2 separate regions of the Homo sapiens genome follow, and region 1 is linked to region 2. A link is an interaction called in ENCODE POLR2A ChIA-PET data of the cell type or tissue named here. Cell type or tissue: MCF 10A. All regions are shown on one strand. Each heading gives the region's core, and the rest is flanking DNA. Links, peaks and the distances in the headings are about the cores only.

Region 1 (9,962 bases), core at 3,633-7,632, 62 kb before region 2:
ATGGCGGCAGCGAGAAGGTGTTCCAGTAGGGGCAGTGCAGCATGGCGCTCTAGAAGAGACAGCGGGCATCAGTGAGTGGGAAGCAGAGGACCTGCGGTGCAGCCCGGCTAAGCCCTCCGGGCAGGGTGACAGGCCGAGAGGCTAGGGAGGCCCCGCAGTCAGGGTCCCATCCCGCCCCTGCTGGTATCTCCTGGGGAGTCATTTAACTGCCCCGTGCCTCAGTTTCCCCACCTGCACAAGACCCCACCCAAGGCTTGTGGTGTGGTCTGAAGGCACTGAACCACCCGCGTGAAGGGCTCAGCACAGGTCTTGCTCTACCAGCAGCCCCATGTGCAGGCCCGCAGCCCGGGAGTCTGCATCTCACACAAGACCTGGGGGTGCCGCTGGCCCCGGGACCCTGCTTGGAGGCCCCATTCTAGGAGGTGGAGGATCGGACCGTTTGCGTGAGGGAGACGCGCACCCGCTGCCTGTGGTGGAGGGTGGGTGTCGGGGGCTCCTCGGGCAGGGCCTGGGGCAGGCGAGGGCCTCACACCACCTCCAGGCCCCTCGGACAAGCTGATGTGCCCGGGAAGCTCAGGCTGCTGCGGGACGGGGCCCTGACTTCTCAGAAGCTGCACGGGGCTGGGGTGCGGGGAGCCTGCTTTGGGAAATGGTGACCAGTGGCCTGGAGGCTCAGCCCGAGGTCAGTGGAGGCGTGAGTGGCTCCAGGTTGGCCGAATCTCTGGTGGGTCTGACTCCAGGCCAGGCTTACCCAACACCCTCGCCAGGAGCCGATGTCCCCACCCCATGGTTCTCTGGGAAAACCTCACTATGCCTGCCCTTGGGAATGAGAGCGGCTTGAGGCACACGGCAGGCCCCAAAACCTGAGGATGGGGAGCACACGGGGCAGCAGCGGGCCCAAGGGCGGCAGCGGGCCCAGGGTCAGCACCTGCGGCTTCGGGGGCAGGGCTGTGGACACCTCGTGCCCTGCAGAATGGGCACCCCTCAGCAGGGCCCCCACCTGCACAGGGCCAACCTCACCTGCAGCAGAGAGACCCTGCCGTCACAGACGCCCCCACAGTCACGGGGGAGACCCTGCCGTCACGGATGCCCCCACGGTCACGGGGGAGACCCTGCCGTCACGGACGCCCCCACGGTCACGGGGGAGACCCTGCCGTCACGGACGCCCCCGTGGTCATGGGGGAGACACCACCAGCCGGGGGCATCATCCTGCTTATCCCAGCAGGACTGGGGGCCACGCTGGCTTCCAGAACAGGGTTGGGGGTTCGCCTGCTTCCCTGAGTCCCCCAGTGACCTCTCCCAGGCCCACGTGAGCCCTGCTCCTCTATGAGGCCCTGATGCAATTCCCTGGGGCTCGGCCACCTCTGCCCCTCATTCACCTCACACTGGCTGGGAACCAGCCCGGATGGCCGGGGGCCACTTTCTGTACCCGCAGGTGCTGGGTGGGGGATTCCAGGACCCCCGACAGCCTCGAGATAGGCAAAGCCCTCGGGGTGACCGCTGCCCCGCTCCTCCAGCTTTTGCATAAAATAAGTTTATCAGCAAAAGCCCACAGCTCCTCCCCTGCACAGAGGCCGGCAGCCTGGGCACCCTGAGCTCCTGCACCCGTGAGAAGACCCCGTGCAAGTGGCTTGCAGGAAGCCGGGCCACCAGCCACAGGGGCTCCAGAGCCCGGGTCTCCTGATCCTTCCCCTCCTCCTGCCCTTTTGGGAAGAGAGAAAGCCAGCCCTGGAGAGAAACAGGAACTTCCCAAGGCCATGTGGCACATCCGGAACATTCTGGAACAGAACTCTGACTCCAGACCAACCCAGCCTCCTCAGATGAGCTGGAGTCCGTCTCAGGCACACACGGCGCCTTGGGCCAGGCTGGGCAGGGCCACGGCCAGGGAACTGCAGCTGCAGGAAGGGGGCGGGGGGCTTGGGGTCGCAGGGCGGGAGGATCCAGGGGTCCCTGGCTCACCCAACATGCTCCACCTGTACCCAGGCCAGGCTAGGGGATGGGACGGGGGGAAAGTCCTGACTGCCTCTATCCCCCTAGTCTCCTCCCTCCCACAGCCCATGGCTCCTCTGAGACCTGCCATCCACACACACCCGAGTCCCACCCCACAGGGGTGCCATGGGCATGGCAGGCCAATCAGAGTCTTCCCTGGGACCTTCTCTGGCAGCCAGAGGGTGTGGCTTCACCTTTAGATGGCAGGTCCTAGCACATAATTGGTCCAGAGATGGGCACCTGACCCTGCCCAGACAATCAGAGCCTGCCTGGTGATTTTCTTTCCTTTCCTTATTTTGAGACGGAGTCTCACTCTGTCACCCAGGCTGAAGTGCAGTGGCACGATCGTGGCTCACTGCAACCTCCACCTCCCGAGTTCAAGCGATTCTCCTGTCTCAGCCTCATGCGTAGCTGGGATTACAGGCGCCCGCCACCACGCCCAGCTAACTTTTGTATTTTTAGTAGAGATGGGATTTCATCATGTTGGCCAGGCCGGTCTCGAACTCCTGACCCCAAGCAATGTGCCCACCTCGGCCTCCCAGAGTGCTGGGATTTCAGGCGTGAACCATTGTGCTGGCCGGTGTATTTTTATTTCTAATTGAATACTCTGGGCACTGGAAGAGGCTGGGCTGTGCGTGTGCGAACTCAGTCGACCCTGCCCAGAGGTGTCCATGACGTACCCGAATGTGACGGAACCCGGAACAGGGAGGGTGGGATGAGCCTCACACACGGGATGGGGAGCAAAGCCGGTTACGCGCACGGGTGCGCCCCGGCCTGAGCCCTGTGGCTGGTGTCCAGTGCCCCCGCCGGGTTCCAGCCCTGTCGCATTCCCCGACTGTCACTGCTAACACCTTCCTGCTCCCGCTCGGATCCTTGAAGATGGCTCCTCTGTCTCCACATCCCATAATTCGCTTAATTATTTCCCCACCGTAGAGCCTCTGGGGAGATTCCAGTTTCCTGCCACTATAAATAGTGCCGCTCTGTCTTCCCCTCCCTCCTGGATTAGTCCCCAGGGTGTGTTTCCGAGATAGAATTCTTGGATCGGAACAAGCTCCTGGCGGGTTTCGGGGGATGGAGCTGTTCCGGTGGGGATGTGGCTTGGCCAGTCCCCTTTATGGTGGCCCAGGAGGCTGACCGACGGCCGGTACTCGAGCTCCACCGGGGCAGCTGTGAGGATCCAGCCTCAACCCCAAGGGACTCAGGAACTAGGGAGGGGGACAGGAGGGGTCTGGGCCGCAACAGGGACCCTGCTACGAGAGGGGTACCCTGGCCCCAGCTCAGAGCCCCCTCTGGACGGTCAGAACATGGCAGGAAGCTGCCCAAAGCCCTCTGAGGATGGACTGCCGAGGGGTGTCTGTGATGTTCGCCCCACAGGCCAACCTGGGTGTTGGGCTAGGGAGTACCCAGGAGACCCTGGAGTCCTGGAGCAGGTCCTGCTGCTTGATAGGAGAGGGCAGCCCCTCTGTCTCCAGGTAAATCCCCAGGCAGGGCCGGGCGCGGTGGCTCACGCCTGTAATCCCAGCACTTTGGGAGGTCAAGGCAGGCGGGTCAACTGAGCCCGGGAGTTTGAGACCAGCGTGTCCAACGGGGCAAAACCTCATCTCTACGAGAAAATTTTAAAAATCTGCCGGGCATGGTGGCGCGTACCTGTGGTCCCAGCTACTCAGGAGGCTGAGGCAGGAGAATCACTAGCCCAGGAGGCAGAGGCTGCAGTGAGCCGAGATCGCACCACTGCACTTCCAGCCTGGGCAACAGAGTGAAACCGTGTTTTAAAAATAACAAAACAAAATAAAATAAAATGAAATAAAATAAAAATAAATATATATATACACGTTTATATATTTTTAATTTAAAAATTTTTTTTTTTCTTTTTGAGCCACAGTTTCGCTCTGTCACCCAGGCTGGAGTGCAGTGGTGCAATCTCTGCTCACTGCAGCCTCTGCCTCCCAGGTTCAAGCGATTCTCCTGCCTCAGCCTCCCAAGTAGCTGGGATTACAGACACCTGCCACCACGCCAGGCTAATTTTTTGTATTTTTAGTAGAGACAGGGTTTCACCATGTTGGCCAGGCTGGTCTCAAACTCCTGACCTCAAGTGATCTGCCCGCCTTGGCCTCTGAAAGTGCTAGGATTACAGGCGTGAGCCACCGTGCCAGGCCTATTTTTCATTTTTTTGAGATGGAGTCTCACTCTTGTCGCCCAGGCTAGAGTTCAGTGGCGCCGTCTCCACTCACTGCAGCCTCTGCCTCCTAGATTTAAGCAATTCTCCTGCCTCAGCCTCCCGAGTAGCTGGGATTACAGGCGTCCGCCACCACGCCTGGCTAAGTTTGGTATCTTTAGCAGAAGCGAGGTTTCACTATGTTGGCCAGGCTGGTCTTGAACTCGGGACCTCAGGTGATCTGCCCACCTCCACCTCCCAAAGTGCTGGGATTACAAGCACGAGCCACTTGGCCAGAAACATATTTTTTAAGTAATTCCCTCACTGACAGGTTCCTACAAGTAAAGTTGAGCCCCCCCTACAGCTGACGGCGAAGGAACTGGAAGCTCTGCAGCAGGGAGAATCTCCTCAAATGTGCTTCTTGAAAAGCTGGGGCCATGAGTAGCCTCCCATTCACATCCCCATGGGGACCCTTCTCCAGGGCCCACGGGGGCGGGTGGAGCCGGGCTCCGGGCCAGGAAGGTCAGGTGGAGATCACGCCGCGTCCACTGGGGCAGCATTCCGCACGACGTGACCCCGGGCACTCGGAGCGGGGCAAGTGCCCGTGGACCCCGTCGGGTGGGCCGGGGCCGGGGGTGGGGCTCACCTGCAGGGGCGGCGGGCTGTACAGGAGGCTGCCCGCCGGCGGGGGTTCATGCTGCGGGTAATCCCTGTCCATGGCGGGCCCCACTGCAAGCATCGGGCGGCAGGCGGGGTGGGGTCCTCGGCCGGGCAGCAGGCGGCGGGACTCCAGGACCCGGGGCCGCCGGGGCGTCTATCTGGGCTTCTCGCTCCGTGGTGGCGGCGGTGGCGGCAGCATCATGATCTGCAGAGGGAGACGGGGACGTCCTGAGAGTCCAACGGTGGTGGAGAGTGGTGCTCCCCGGCCGCCTCTCCCTCGGGCATGACCGGTCCCAGCCTGGGCTGCAGCTCCTGCTACCTCCTGGGCCGGAACCAAAAGGCGCTCCTTCCCCTCCCCACTCACCCCCACCCGCCATCAGCAGTGCCACCCAACTCCTTTGTGCTGCCCACAGCGCCTTTCCTGGCCTCCCCGGCCCCAACTACAACGATTAAGGTGGGCCCGACAGGGCTGCCCAGGTCACAGGGCAGCCGTAGGACCAGGCACCCAGACTGTGAGCAGTGGAGCTGCAGGCTGACTCCCCCACATCTGGCTTTGTCAGCAGCCGGTGTGAGACTGTGGAGGGAGAGTCCAACCCGGGCCCGGCACCCAGGGGAGCCCAGGGGACACTGGACCCAGCCCTGTCCCTCAGAGGCAGCAGGGGCTCCACAGTGAGGTCTCCCAAGGAGGGGGGTCAGGGGCCACGCAGAGCTGGAAGAGCACCCAGACCTCGTTTCAGGCTAATCACACACCAGCATCCCCACTGAGAACGTTCCTGGGCTACAGAGCCGAGCCCCACACCATCAGACGCCAGGGACAGCTCCCACGTGCCCCGCGGCCTCTGGCACACGGCCAGACGCCCGCCAGGCTGAGCCCCCACCAGGCCCTACCTGGCGAGTGCAGGGACCCAGGCTGGCCCGTGGTGGCAGGGAAAGCTTTCCAGGCGTCCGCCCAGCATGCTCACTGCCGAGGGCGGCAGGAAGGGGAGGCGGCGGCCACTCCCGGCCAAGCCCTGGAGTGAAGAAATCTCCGGGACTTCCAGTAATTGCCGTCCAGCCACACGCAGGCACTTGTGCAATCCCGTGGGGGAGAGGCACGTCTCTGCCCGGCGCTCCAGAGACAGTGGCCGGGCAACAGGGGCTGGGGGTCGGGACTCCTGTCCCAGAGACCAGATGGAGGTGGTCAGGCACAGTGGGGGTCACCCTGCCAGGCCGTCCCAACTGTCCGCGGCCTCTGCCTGCTCCCTGCAGTCAGGACGCTACAACCCACTGCCACCAGAGCTGGGACCCTTGGCAGCCCTTCCAGCTGCCCACGGGGACCTGCGACACCCTTGCCAGAACGGCCCTTTAGGGGAAGGGACAGGCCCGCTGGGATCTGGGGTCTTGGCCAATCCTTGTCAAAGATTCTGGGTCAGGCAGGATCAAAGCCTGGCTCCACCTTCTGAGTTGAATAACCTCAGACACCCAAGCTCCTCCAAGCCTCGGTATGTTCCTCTGGGAGACAGGTTCTCTGGGTAGAGCCTGGGACCCCCCGACCCCGGCCCCGTGTGCTGGTGGCCACAAACAGCTCTGCTGGGCCCAAGGCAGCTGCTGATACCGGGGTCCCCATCCAGGGGCCCACCAGTGCTAGGGGGTGGCCCACCCCCTGCCTTGGGGCTCAGCAGCCCCTCCCCTGCAGGGACTCCCCTCAGCTCCTGTCAGCACCCCTTCCTGCTGCAGGTTCCATCTCACGGCAGCCACAGCCCCAGAGCTACGCTGACCTTTTCCACACTCAGGGCGCTCCTCAGCTCTGAGGCCACACAGTCCTGAGCTGATGGGCAGCAGGGCCCAGGCCCCACGGTGGACGGAGCTTGGGGAGGGGGCACCTTGGGCAGCTCTGGGGCGACCCCATGACCGTCCTCGGGGTACACCATAGCTGAGGGACCCCTCCAGCAGCAGGGGCCCTGAGCTCGCCTGTGTCCGAGTCCCCTAGGCCAGCACGGTGCTCCTGGCAGCTCCTCCCTCCCTACGGTCTCTGAGCCCCCCACGTCTGTGGACGCCCCTTCCAGGCGGCAACCCCAGGAGGCTCAGGGGACCGGGTTCTTCAAGGGGAGGGCTTCACACATGGCATGTGACCTGGAGTCCATGCCTTGGGGACCTGGCAGGGTGTGGAGACCTGGACCGGGAGGGGATGGGGGCAGGAGAACAATGCGGACACCAGGCACAACCAACCAAGAGTCAGGGCCCAAAACCAGGAGGCGGAGGCGGAGGCGGATCCTCACACACGGCTGCTTGGCAGTCTGGGATTCCTCAAGAGGCTAACGCTGGAGTCACCACACCACCGAGCAATTCCACACCACACAGAAACGTGGCCATGCACGTCCACAGCAGCACCACTCACAACAGCCACCCGAGGAAGCAGCCCAGTGTCCACGGATAGGCGAGTGGACCAGCATGTGGCGTGGCCCATCCACGTGCCAGAACACGACACAGCCATGAACAGCAGCGAGGCCGACCTAGGCCACAGCGCAGACGCACCTTGAGGACGTCACGCTCTGTGAGAGACGCCAGGCACAGATGTGTGTGATCCCACTACTATGCACTGTCCAGGACGGGCCCATCCAGAGACAGAAGGGGATGCGTGGGTGCCGGGCTGGGGCGACCCTGCACCCGGGGCCCATTTCCAAGTCCCCCCACAACCCAACACTTCAGGCTGTGCCCACTCCTGAGAACGCCCACCCTCTGCAATCCCCCAGGACCCGCCACTCCTGAGAACGCCCACCCTCTGCAATCCCTCAGGACCCACAGCCCTGCCTTTCCGCCCACTGCCAGCCCCCCATCGCCTCCCACCCTGTCCTCGGCCATATCTCACAACCCCTGCTGCCCCGATCCCCAGGCCCTCCCGCAGCCCCCAGCCCCTAGCCCTGCCTGCAGACTCGGTCCTGTCCGAGGGCCCACGCCCCCAAGGGCTGGCTCCCACCCCATGGTCCTGAGCCCTCCGGACCCTTCCCCCATTGACTCCGCCGCCGTTTCTTGCAGCAGCTGTGACCACGCCATGTCTCTGGGGCATCCAGCTGCCCCAATCCCCAGGATAAACCCTAGTGGGACACTGGGTGGGGTCTTGGGGCCTGAGAACACCCCAACGCAGCCTCTGCCACGCAGCCCCGGAGACGCTCTCCCCACGCGGCCCCGGAGACCCTCTGCCACGCAGCCCCGGAGACGCTCTCCCCACGCGGCCCCGGAGACCCTCTCCCCACGCGGCCCCGGTGACACGGCCCACCCCGAGCCTCAGAGCCACGGGCCAGCCAAACGTCCAGCGGGCAGCAGAGCGTGTCCCCTGCCTGGTTTTATTTTTGGGCGCGAGTCCCATGACTGGAGGGATGCGTGGTGTGGGGGTTGGGGGGGCGGGGGTCACACGGTTCCCACCTTGGGAGGGGGCCCGCGCTTTATCAGCACGCTGACACCCAGAGGGGATGTGGCTTCCTTCTGAAATCAGGTCTTCAAGGGAGTCGTTGTAAAAGAGAACGATGAAGGTGCTGGTGGCCCAGACAGGACAACCACTGGGAAGGCAGAACCTCAGACAGGACCAAGATCCGGGAGAATCCGAGGAACCGGGTAACTGTGTCCGCCTCCCAGCTCTCTCCTGAGTCCGGGTAACTGCGTCCGCCTCCCAGCTCTCTCTCTTGAGTCCGGGTAACTGCATCTGCCTCCCAGCTCTCTCTCCTGAGTCCGGATAACTGTCCGCCTCCCAGCTCTCTCCTGAGTCCGGATAACTGTCCGCCTCCCAGCTCTCTCCTGAGTCCGGATAACTGTCCGCCTCCCAGCTCTCTCCTGAGTCTGGGTAACTGCATCTGCCTCCCGTCTCTCTCTCCTGAGTCCGGGTAACTGCGGCCGCCTCCCGCCTCTTTCTTCTGAGCCTGCTGAAGTCCCCGTCTTCCTGGCTGGACGCCCCAGGGTCTCACCCCACGCTGTGCAGCAACAGCTCAGCCTCCTGATGTTCAGAACTGGCCACTGTGCGGACCCTCCCCCTGGGGGTCCCTGAGCACCTGTCGTGTGGAGCCCCTTCGCGCGCTCCGCCCTCAGACCCGAGCCGTCTGCAGATGGGGAGCTGTGTCCTCGGAGCCCGGTTCTCCTGCCGTCCTCTCGCCGAGCAGGGTTGTGACCCCCGCACTTTCGGATGTGGACACGGAGGCCCCTAGGTGGAGCCTTGACGTGACCCCCAGAGCCAGACTCAGCAGCTCAGGCCACGCTGTGCCCACGTTCGCGACGGCAAAGCGGAGACCCTGAGAAGACACTGGCCGCAGAGCCATAACCGAGACCACGGGAGGACCCAGGGCGCACGGCACACCCCAGAGCGCTCCGCCCAGGCCCGGGTTCTGGTCTCCTGGCACACCCGGCAGCATCTCAAGGCCTGCGCCAGCAAAGGCGGACATGGAGGTCTGAGGAGGAGGCGGCGAGGCCCGGGCGAGCGGGCGCGACCGTGGTGATGGAGCCCGGCAGAGGCCACCGCACAGTCCCTGGAGGCCGCATTACCTCAGCCGAGGTTCTCCGGGCAGGCACAAGGCGCTCCCTGCGTCCCAGGACCTGAAGATGGCAAGGAGCAGGCCCCCGGGTGTCCCGGGAACCCCGCACAGAGCCACGGCCATAAGACAGAGCGGACTTGCGGCCTCCGGTGACCTCACAGCCGTGATGGCCTCCTGCAGCTGTGACCGCCGCCCCACAGCCGCGACCCCACCTGCAGCCGTGACCCCACCTGCAGCCGCGACCCCACCTGCAGCCGTGACCCCACTTGCAGCTGCAACCGCCGCCCCACGGCCGTGACCCCACCTGCACCCGCGACCCCACCTGCAGCCATGACCCCACCTGCAGCCATGACCCCACCTGCGGCTGCAACCGCCGCCCCACAGCCGTGACCCCACCTGCAGCTATGACCACCGCACACTGGCCTCCAGATGGGCTCAAGACAGGGCAATCACCCTCTACCTGGCGGGCGCACAACTCGCATCCTAGGACCGGGTGCAGGGGGCGGGGGCTGGCGATTTCACAAGGCTCAGCTAATATGGGGCAGAGAGCCCTGCAAGCTCAGGCACCTGGGCAGGCCCCAACTCGGCCGCCAGGACCGTCTGGTGGGGAGGACACTGCAGGCCGTCTCAGGTCCTGACCCCTGCAGACAGAGCGCTTC
Region 2 (9,853 bases), core at 4,659-8,658:
CATCAGGAGCTGCCCCGCTTACAGCTGTGATTCAGGAGCCACTGCATTTCCTCCAGCCCCCTGGGTGCTGCCAGGGGGTCCTCCTATTCTGGGAGCTGGTGTGTTCTGACTGGAGGCTGCCATGTGCAGAGTGCTGTCAAGGAGAAGGGGTGTCCACTGCCCAGCCCTGAGGCCCAAGGCCTTGGCCAGCCTTGCTGCCAGCGCTGCAGGGAAAAAGCCTCCTTTGTGTGTGGGAAGTTTAATAAACTCCGCTCAGATTGTGTCTCGCAGCGAGTGTCTGGAACCTTCCAGACAAGCCTCAGGCGTCCGGTCCTCCAGTTGGTGTGGAAAGCGTGGGCGATCACCAAGGGGGGTGGGTTGGGGCAGATGGAGCCGGCGTGAGTCCCGTCTCTTCCCTTCCTTCCCAGAAAGGCAGCCCTGGAGTCCATGCCTTGTCCCGCTCTCACCGGCAAAAAGTATAATCTTATTAGAAATAGGAAAGTTCCAAAAAGCATCAATGAGTTAAAAAGAGGGCTGGGCATGTTCGGTCATGCCTGTAATCCCAGCACTTTGGGAGGCCAAGGCGGGTGGATCACCCGAGGTTGGGAGTTAGCCTGACCAACATGGTGAAACCCTGTCTCTACTAAAAATACAAAATTAGCTGAGTGTGGTGGCGCACGCCTGTAATCCCAGCTACTCTGGAGGCTGAGGCAGGAGAATCACTTGAACCCGGGAAGCAGAGGTTGCGGTGAGCCAAGACCATGCCATTGCACTCCAGCCTGGGTAACAAGAGTGAAACTCCGTCTCGAAAAAAAAAAGGGCTGGGGCCGGGCGTGGTGGCTCACGCCTGTAATCCCAGCACTTTGGGAGGCCGAGGCGGTTTGATCACAAGGTCAGAAGTTTGAGACCAGCGTGGCCAACATGGTGAAACCCTCTCTCTACTAAAAATAGAAAAACTAGCCAGGTGTGGTGGCACATGCCAATAATCCCAGCTACTTCATCTGAGGTCAGGAGTTCAAGACCAGCCTGGCCAATATGGCGAAACTCCGTCTCTACTACAAATACAAAAATTAGCCAGGCGTGGTGGCGCGCGCCTGTAGTCCAGCTACTGGGGAAGCTGAAGCAAGGAGAATCGCTTGAACCTGGGAGGCGGAGGTTGCGGTGAGCCGAGATCGCATCATTGCATTCCAGGCTGGGCAAGCCTAGGAGAGAAGAGCGAAATTGTGTCTCAAAAAAACAATTAATTAAAATAAAATCAGTGCCATAGGCTGTTTCTGGTAGGCAGTGGGTTCCTAGGGTGGAGCAGGGAAGGGCTGGAAAGGGTCGCCTGTGCCCAGCCCGACTCCCCGTGCTTCTCGGGGGACAGCACGGCTAGCTGCTGCTGCGGAGCCCACAGTGGGGTTCTGGGGGGGGGGGTGCAGGCAGAAGGCCGCCATGCCTCCCTCCCCCTTTCCACCCCAGTGAGAGTGGGCTCGAAGGCAGGGAGTCTGCCCGCCTTGTGGAGCCTCCGCAGAGGCACCCAGGGCTGCCGTGAGCGCACAGCCTGGCGGTGTCCCACGGCCCTGCCCTTTCCTGTCACTTCCACCTGTTGCAAAACACTGTGCTTTCGTATCTTTTCTTTCTACCTGTTTGGAAATGTGAAAATCACTGCTGCCGTAGGAAACGGGCCCAGATCCGGGCTGTGGCTCTCCCATCCGCACCGCCCCCGCGGTGTCCAGCCAGGAGGTGGGAGGTGGGCGGCACTCAGTGTGCCTGGTTGCGGCGATGATTGGCAGATGCTTGGACCTATGGTAAAGAGGATTTTCGCGAGCTGGGAGTCAGTCCTGGACTTTGTAGGTCTTTACATCCCAGGCGGCCTTTATGGGGTTCCAGCATCTGCTGAGGCCCCTGCGCCAGCCATGTGAGGCCTGGGTGTCCTCGAGGCCTCTGTTTGTGCCCCTCTCTGGGCAGCGGGAGGGAGAGCTCTGAGACCCAGAGGGAGCTCAGGGGCTGGGCAGCCGCAGAACAGCGGGGGTAATGGGTCCACTGGGGGTTCTGGGCTGTGCACACAGTGGGCTTCCGGTGCCCAGCCAGCTGGGGCAGGCCTGGAATGTTGGTTCCTCTCTCAGGATCTGGGGCGCTGCTGTAGCTGTCGGGGAATCAGTGAGGCGGCTGGACGGCCCGTATATCCCACAAACGCCACCGTATTGCTCAAACTGGACTCAATTTTCTTAACACCTTTTTTTTTTTTTTTTTTTTTTTTTTTGGAGACAGGGTCTCACTGTATCGCCGAGGCTGGAGTGCAGTGGCGCAATCATAGCTCTGGGCTCAGGTGACCCTCCTGCCCCCAAGGTAGCTGGGACTGCAGATGTGCACCACCACACCCGACTAGTTTTTTGTAGAGATGGGGTTTCGCCATGTTGTCCAGGCTGGTCTCAAACTCCTAGACTCAAGCTATCCGCCTGCCTGGGCCTCCCAGAGTGCTGGGATTACAGGTATGAGCCACTGCTTCGCCACGTTCACCTTTATTTACTTATTTATTTATTTTTGAGACGGAGTCTCGCTCTGTCCCCCAGGCTGGAGTGCTGTGGCACGATCTTGGCTCACTGCAAGCTCCGCTTCAGCCTCCCAAGTAAGCTGGAACTACAGGTGCCTGCCACCAAGCCTGGCTAATTTTGTTTTTGTATTTTTAGTAGAGACGGGGTTTCACCGTGTTAGCCAGTATGGTCTCGATCTCCTGACCTTGTGATCCGCCCGCCTCGGCCTCCCAAAGTCCTGGGATTACAGGCTTGAGTCACTGTGCCCGGCCCACCTTTTTATTTTTTATTTTATAGAGACAAGGGCTTGCTGTGTTGCCCAGGCTGGTCTTGAACCCCTGACCTTAAGTAATCCTCTCTGGCCTCCCAAAGTGCTGGGATTACAGGTGTAAGCCATAGTACTGGGCCTAAAGTTCACCTTTTTTTTTTTTTTTTTTTTTTTTGAGATGGAGTCTCGCTCTGTCACCCAGGCTGGAGTGCAGTGGCGTGATCTTGGCTCACTGCAAGCTCTGCCTCCCGGGTTCACACCATTCTCCTGCCTCAGCCTCCCGAATAGCTGGGACTACAGGCGCCTGCCACCATGCCCGGCTAATTTTTTTGTATTTTTAGTAGAGATGGGGTTTCACTGTGTTAGCCAGGATGGTCTCGATCTCCTGACCTCGTGATCTGCCTGCCTCGGCCTCCCAAAGTGCTGGGGTTACAGGTGTGAGCCACCGCACCCGGCAAAGTTCACCTTTTTAAAGTGTGTAATTCAGTGGCATATAGTACATTGACAGAGTTGCACAACTATCACCTCTATCAGCTTCCAGAACATTCTTGTTACCCCAGAAGGAAACCCCGTCTCTGTCAGCCATCACTCCCCATTCCCTCCCCAGTCCCGGCACCCACGCATTCCCTTCCTGCCTCTGGATTGGCCTGTCCTGAACATTTCACACGAGTGGTGTCACACACCGCGTGGCCTTTTGCGTCCGGCTTGTCTCACGGAGTGTGCTGTCCTCAAGGGGCATCCGCGCCGTGGCCTGGGTCCGAACCTCTCTGCTGTTCACGGCTGCGTCACTTTCCAGTGTGTGGAGGGCCACGCTGCGTTTGACTGCTCATCTGTGGCTGGACACTTGGGCTGCTCCCGCCTCTGCCTGTGAATTGTGGCTGCTTTGGTGCACGTGTGCTCAGCCGGCGTCCCTCTAGAATCCTTGAGGGCCTTGTTTCAGCCACATCAGGAGGGATTCAGGGACCAGGGCACGCGGGTCTGGAGCTGGGTGTTCCTGGGTCTCCATGTGCCTCCCAGTCCTGCTCTGAGCCGTGGGAGGCCGGGGCGAGGGCCAGGCCCATCTCTTCCCTGTATGATCTGTTTCTAGGCAGACGGAGGCTCCTAGCCCCACCTCTCTGTGAGCTTGAGTGGCGTTTATGACTCTCCTTCCTATTTCCTGTCCTGCTAATCAACAAGTCAGCTAAACAGTCCATGCTGCCTGGGCAAGCCCAGTAGGCCCCTAACGTGGCACCTCGGAGCGGCTGGCGATGCCCCAAGAGCCGGGCTTCCCCCTCCTGGAGGCTCTTCCTGTTCCTCGCCAAGCTCTTAGGTTTCGCTGGGCCTCCTCTTCTGCTCTTTTTCTGGCTGGAGACGTCAGAGGAAGCCTGGCGATCTAGAGAAGCTGATGTGCACCCATCATCCCGGAGGTGACTGCCACCAGGCGGGGGTGGCTCCACCCCCACTCCTCCCCTGGCATAAATCGGGGGACGCACGTGCCTGCGCAGAATGCCTTGGTCCCTTTTAATTAAACAGACAACCCAGTGTCCCTTGGTCTATGCTGACCTGCTCAGGAGTGCCTGGGCTCTTCCACGTTTCAGCTGCTGTGTGTCCTGCTGCTGTGAAGTGTCCCCGTTGAGGTGGAGGCAGGGCAGGGCGCCTTCGGTGAGGGCGAGTCCTCCTGTGCCCGTTTCCCCATCTGTAGAATGATGGCTCATGGAGGAGACATGGTGTCGGCAGGTGGTGGCCGGCGCAGGGAGGTTTCCAGGAGGGAGTCCTCCACCCTCATTTGCTTTTAGGGCCGTGCAGCCTCCCGAGCGGCCCCCACGAGGCTCTGAGGCTGCATGCAGGTTGAGCTCCTGGCCTCACTGCCCCTCCTCAGGGTTAGGACTGTGCTGGAGCCTGGGTGGGTGTGGGGTGGTCCCTGCACAGGCAGCAGGAGGTGGGCCAGAGCGGTGCTGGACCTGAAGGCCCGTGGCTCCCTCAGCTCCACTGAGGAGGCTGGAATAGTGTCCTGGGCCACCTTCCCTGCCGGTAGCCGGCTCCTGCTGAGGGAGGGGGTGCTTTCGCCTCCTGGTGGAGCATCAGGCTCTTGGGGCCTGTGCGTCCGAGCATCTGGCCTCTGCTGTCTGAAAACAGCACCTTCCCCGCCCCCCGGCCACCGCATCTCCTCTGAATAGAAGGCAAGTCTTGCCTCCCAGGAATGGCCTGTGACCTTCATCAGCGGGGGAGGTTAGGGGCACACAGAGCCCTGGGGAACAAGGGGATCTGGGGCTGAGCCGGGCCTCTCGGGCCCACCCCGAGCTCTCCTGAGCAGCCTGGCAGGCAGGAAGGCGCTGGGCCCCGGGGCCTTTGCCGAGCCCAGCCTCACCCTCAGCGTCCCCCTCAATGCCCTGGGTGCCTGCCAGGCTGTGGACACAGGCCCTGGCCAGTTCTATAAATAACCTTGCCGGGCCCTGCTGGGAATTGGTGCCACCACCACATAGCCCAGAGAGAACGGAAACACAGGGCTTCTCAGCGAGCAGACCAGGCCTGCGGTGACCAGTGGAAGTGGGGGACGCTTTCAGGGCTGGGCAGCCCGACAGGGCACCGGGCACAGCCAGGGGCCGGAACCAGTTGCTCACTGGCTCCGCTTCTGGGGGACTGTGTCCCTCTGTGCCCCGTCCCCATCACACCTTGCTTTCCCTTCATCCTGCTCTCCTAGCCCCTCCCCAGACTGGCGGCCCCTTGTCCAGGCCCAGCCCCAGCACAGCCTGCAGCCCTGGCAGAGCTCAGGCCTTGGCCTTCTGAGGTTGCCCTGAGGGCAGTGAGCAATGAGCCCTGGGACTGGTGCACTGGGAGGGAAAGGTGAGCCAAGGCTTCCTGCAAGAGGCAGCCCTGAGCTGGGGGTGGGGAAGGCTGGGTCGTGGGATACCCCTGACACCCCAAGTTTTTTTTTTGAGATGGAGTCTTGCTCTGTCACCCAGGCTGGAGTGCAGTGGTGAGATCTCGACTCTCTGCAACCTCCGCCTCCCAGGTTCAAGCGATTCTCCTGCCTCAGCCTCCTGAGTAGCTGGGATTACAGGCGCCCATCACCACGCCCGGCTAATTTTTGTATTTTTAGTAGAGACAAGGTTTCACCATGTTGGCCAGGCTGGTTTCGAACTCCTGACCTCAGGTGATCCACCTCGGCCTCCCATAGTGTCGGGATTACAGGCGTGAGTCACCGCGCCTGGCCCCCCAGCTGTTTTTTATGCTCCATGCTTGGGCTTCCTGTTAAGAATTAAAAAAGAAAAAAAAAACTATGGAGATGGAATTTACATACTGTACAACTCATTCGTTCACAGTGTACAATTCAGTGGCATTAAGTACATTCACACGGCTGTGCAACCACTACTTCTAATTCCAGAACGTTCGGTCACCCCAAAAGCAAGCCCCATTCCCATTGTGTCACTCTCCATCCCCTCCACCAGCTCCTGGCCACTCTGAATCCACTTCCTGGCTCTGGATTGGCTTGTCCTGGATATTGCATAGAAATGGGATCCTGTCGGCCGGGCGCGGTGACTCACGAGAGCAAGAGATCCAGACCATCCTGGCCAACATGGTGAAACCCCATCTCTACTAAAAATACAAAAATTAGCTGGGCGTGGTTGCGGGCACCTGTAGTCCCAGCGACTCAGGGGCTGAGTCAGGAGAAATCGCTTGAACCCGGGAGGCAGAGGTTGCAGTGAGCTGAGATCATGCCATTGCACTCTGGCCTGGCGACAGAGTGAGACTCCGTCTCCAAAAAAAAAAAAACAAGAAATGGGATCCTGTCATCCCAGCGTTTTCCGAGGCCGAGGTGGGCAGATGACTTGAGCCTAGTAGTTCAAACGAGACCAGCCTGGGCAGCACGGTGAAACTGTCTCTACTAAAATACAAAAATTAGCTGGGCATGGTAGCACACGTCTGTAGTCCCAGCTACTTGCGGGGCTGAGATGGGAGGATCGCTTGAGCCTGGGAGGTGCACTCCAGCCTGGGCGACAGGGAAACCCTGTCTCAAAAAAAAAAAAAAAAGTGCATCACACACTGTGTGTCCTTTAGTGTCTCACTGTGACATCCTCAAGGTGCAGCTAGGCTGTGGCTCGAGTCAGAGCCTCACTGGTTTTTGTGGCTGAGTCTTGTTGAGTGCGTGGATGGGCTGTGCTGATCCTCGTCTGTGGAAGGGCCCCTGGGTGGTTCCACATCTCGGCTGCTGTGCGTCCTGCTGCTGTGAGCATCTCGTGCTCCGTTTCTGCGTGGCGTGTACTGTTCCTCAGGGTGTGTACCTGGGAGTGGAGCTGCTGGCTCACAGGGTAACAGACCTTTGGAGAAGCTGCAGACGCTTCCACGCCCACCCACTGGGTGTGAGGACCTTGCTCCTCGTCATTTTTGTTTTTGTTTAATTTTTTCTTTTATGAGACAGGGTCTTATTCTGTTGTCCAGGCTGGAGTGCAGTAGCACGATCACAGGTAACTACAGGCTCAAGTGATCCTCCCACCTGAGCCTCCCGAGTAGCTAGGACTTGAGGCACGTACCTCCACACCTGGCTAATTTTTGTATTTTTAGTAGAGACAGGGTTTCGCCGTGTTGCTCAGGCTGGTCTCGAACTCCTGAGCTCAGGTGATCCACCCGCCTCGGCCTCCTATAGTGCTGGGAGAAATGAAGTGTCTGCGACAGGGCGGCAGCTGCAGAGGGGGCTGTGCTCTCTGGCCTGTTGTGCCCCACCCTTGTGACAGGCAGGTGGGCGTGGCCAACTGGGCGGCAGCTGCAGAGGGGGCAGTGACAGGCGGGTGGGTGTGGCAGGACCCCACAATGTCTCTTTCTGTGGCGTCTCCTTCTTCGCCTGCCCCTTCCTATGGGCCATCCTTCCAGCTCACCTGCGGCCCACCCTCCAAGGAGTGGGACCCTCGGAGTTGGGAGCCCTTGGCTGCGTGGGACTGTACTGTGTGACGGAGCCATCACCAGGGCTCCAACTCACCCTGGCTCCTGCCACAGTCTGGGCTCCATCTGTGCTACCATTGCAGTAGTCTGGTTTCTAGGAAGCAAAACTGTTACTGAGTTACAAAGCTCAATTAAGAGTGTCCTTTGGGAGGCCGAGGCGGGCGGATCACAAGGTCAGGAGATCGAGACCATCCTGGCCAACATGGTGAAACCCTGTCTGTACTAAAATACAAAAAAATTAGCCGGCTGTGGTGACACGTGCCTGTAGTCCCAGCTACTCGGGAGGCTGAGGCAGGGAAATCACTTGAACCTGGGAGGCAGAGGTTGCAGTGAGCTGAGATCGGGCCACCGTGCTCCAGCCTAGGGACAGAGCAAGACTCTGTCTCAGAAAAAAAAAAAAGTGTCCTAACTGTGTCCTCCAAAGCCCTCGCCGGCCGATGACAGACTAGAGGGCGCTGTGCTCCCACCCCCTACCGCCCTGAGCCTGGACGCGTGGCCCCTGCAGGGCCCTTTCCCACAGCACTGTGAACTCACAGCTTCTCTCTAGGGAAGGGAGGAGGTACGCCACTTCCACAGGGAGATGGGGAGGCCGACTCCAGGGATCCAGGCCATCATCCTGACGTTGGGTCGGCTGATACACCCCTGTCCTCTCTGTCCCAGGGAAATTCAACTACTGAGGAGGTTACGGCACAAAAATGTCATCCAGCTGGTGGATGTGTTATACAACGAAGAGAAGCAGAAAATATATCCTTTCCGGTGTTGGGACCGCGGGGCCTCCGTGGGAGGGGCTGGGGCCCTGGGTCCGCCTGCCTCGAGGCCTGCTCCTCTTCCCGTCTCCTTGAAGGAGACTGGCACACGAGGGCCGTGGCCTTCCCTGGTTCCCCGGAAGTCAGCCATTGTGGCAATGGCTGCGCAGCTTGCTGAAAGGGGCCCTGAGCCCTGGCCCCTGTGTCTTGGGCCCGTGGGGTGTCAAGTCCCTTTTTTCTCAGAGTCTCCTCCCAGGCTAACCAGGGGTGTAGCCACGGTCTGCCTGAGACAGGCCACGCGGGCTGACCGTTGTGGGCCATTTTGGTCGTGGCTGGGCGTGTCCTCGTGTCATCTGTGGACACCCCCATGGGTCTTACGGGCACAGCCTCCCTACGGGGACTTTGCTTCCTAAGGCCCTGTGCCCAGAGCAAGAGCCAGAAGTGGTCCTGAGGCTGGGGCTGTGTTCCCTGAGCCACGCGGTCAGGGGCCCTGGGACCGTCCTGCATGGGCCCGAGCCTGCTTGGGGGGGCGTCCAGGAGGCACCATCCCCCGCCCATGGGCAGGGTGGGGGACGTGAGCCCCGCAGGAACGCTGCCCCAAGAGTCAGCCCTGTCCTCCCCTTCCCCGTAGGCTCCTTCCTCCTGGGACGCTGGGGCCCCTGGGCCTTTTCAGAGGGGTGGCTGAGGGCAGGGTGGGCCCTGGTCCCGAGGAGGGGCAAGGTGGGTGCAGAGGGTCCCTCCAGAGCCCCTTTTCTGGCCCCCGTGCTCCCTGGGCCTGTGAGTGGGGCCGCCCCCTGAGCTGTGTGTCCTTAGCGCCCCACGTATATGGTGATGGAGTACTGCGTGTGTGGCATGCAGGAAATGCTGGACAGCGTGCCGGAGAAGCGTTTCCCAGTGTGCCAGGCCCACGGGTGCGTGCGCGGGGCAGGGGCCAGGGTGGGGCGGGGGCCGGGGGCCAGGCAGGGCAGGCTCCTTTCCGTGAGGCCACACTGCTTGTCCTGATATTCATTGACATGAAGGCCCAAGTTTTTTTGTTTTTTTGTTTTTTTGTGTTTTTTTTCGAGATGGAGTCTCACTCTGTCGCCCAGGCTGGAGTGCAATGGTGCGATCTCGGCTCACTGCAAGCTCCGCCTCCGAGGTTCACGCCATTCTTCTGCCTCAGCTTCCCGAGTAGCTGGGATTACAGGCGCCCGCCACCACGCCCGGCTAATTTTTTGTATTTTTAGTAGAGACGGGGTTTCACCGTGTTAGCCAGGATGGTCTCAAACTCCTGACCTCGTGATCCGCCTGCCTCAGCCTCCCAAAGTGCTGGGATTACAGGCATGAGCTACCACGCCCGGCCTTGTAAAGGCCCAAGTTTTTAAAAACAGTTTTGGGGTCCCCCATGTGTGGCATCCACAGGCAGGGCTGCTGCCAACCTCCCGCCT

What was found. Peaks named below come from ENCODE experiments on the same cell type or tissue, not always from the same donor. Only the 100,000 strongest peaks of a DNase experiment are listed, where the experiment ranks them.
Region 1: POLR2A ChIA-PET joins it to region 2 with 7 read pairs; 6 of 35 experiments call an interaction of 5 or more read pairs at or near these places.

Annotation. Positions count from the first base shown.
Region 1 is chr19:1,149,394-1,159,355 of GRCh38, forward strand. It overlaps SBNO2 (strawberry notch homolog 2), which reads right to left. Exons shown (of 32, transcript NM_014963.3): 2 at 4,791-5,009; 3 at 1-49. The coding sequence starts at 4,883. Among named protein-coding and RNA genes, the nearest start is that of SBNO2, 20 kb to the right of the region's middle. In MCF 10A, for the core only: no CTCF peak of the experiment used is centred there; DNase peaks (open chromatin) are centred at 5,848 and 6,208.
Region 2 is chr19:1,210,077-1,219,929 of GRCh38, forward strand. STK11 (serine/threonine kinase 11) reads left to right here. Exons shown (of 10, transcript NM_000455.5): 2 at 8,341-8,424; 3 at 9,248-9,337. Among named protein-coding and RNA genes, the nearest start is that of STK11, 9.2 kb to the left of the region's middle. RefSeq lists enhancers at 907-1,693, 3,548-3,597, 3,908-4,097, 7,974-8,268. In MCF 10A, for the core only: no CTCF peak of the experiment used is centred there; DNase peaks (open chromatin) are centred at 5,145, 5,535 and 6,255.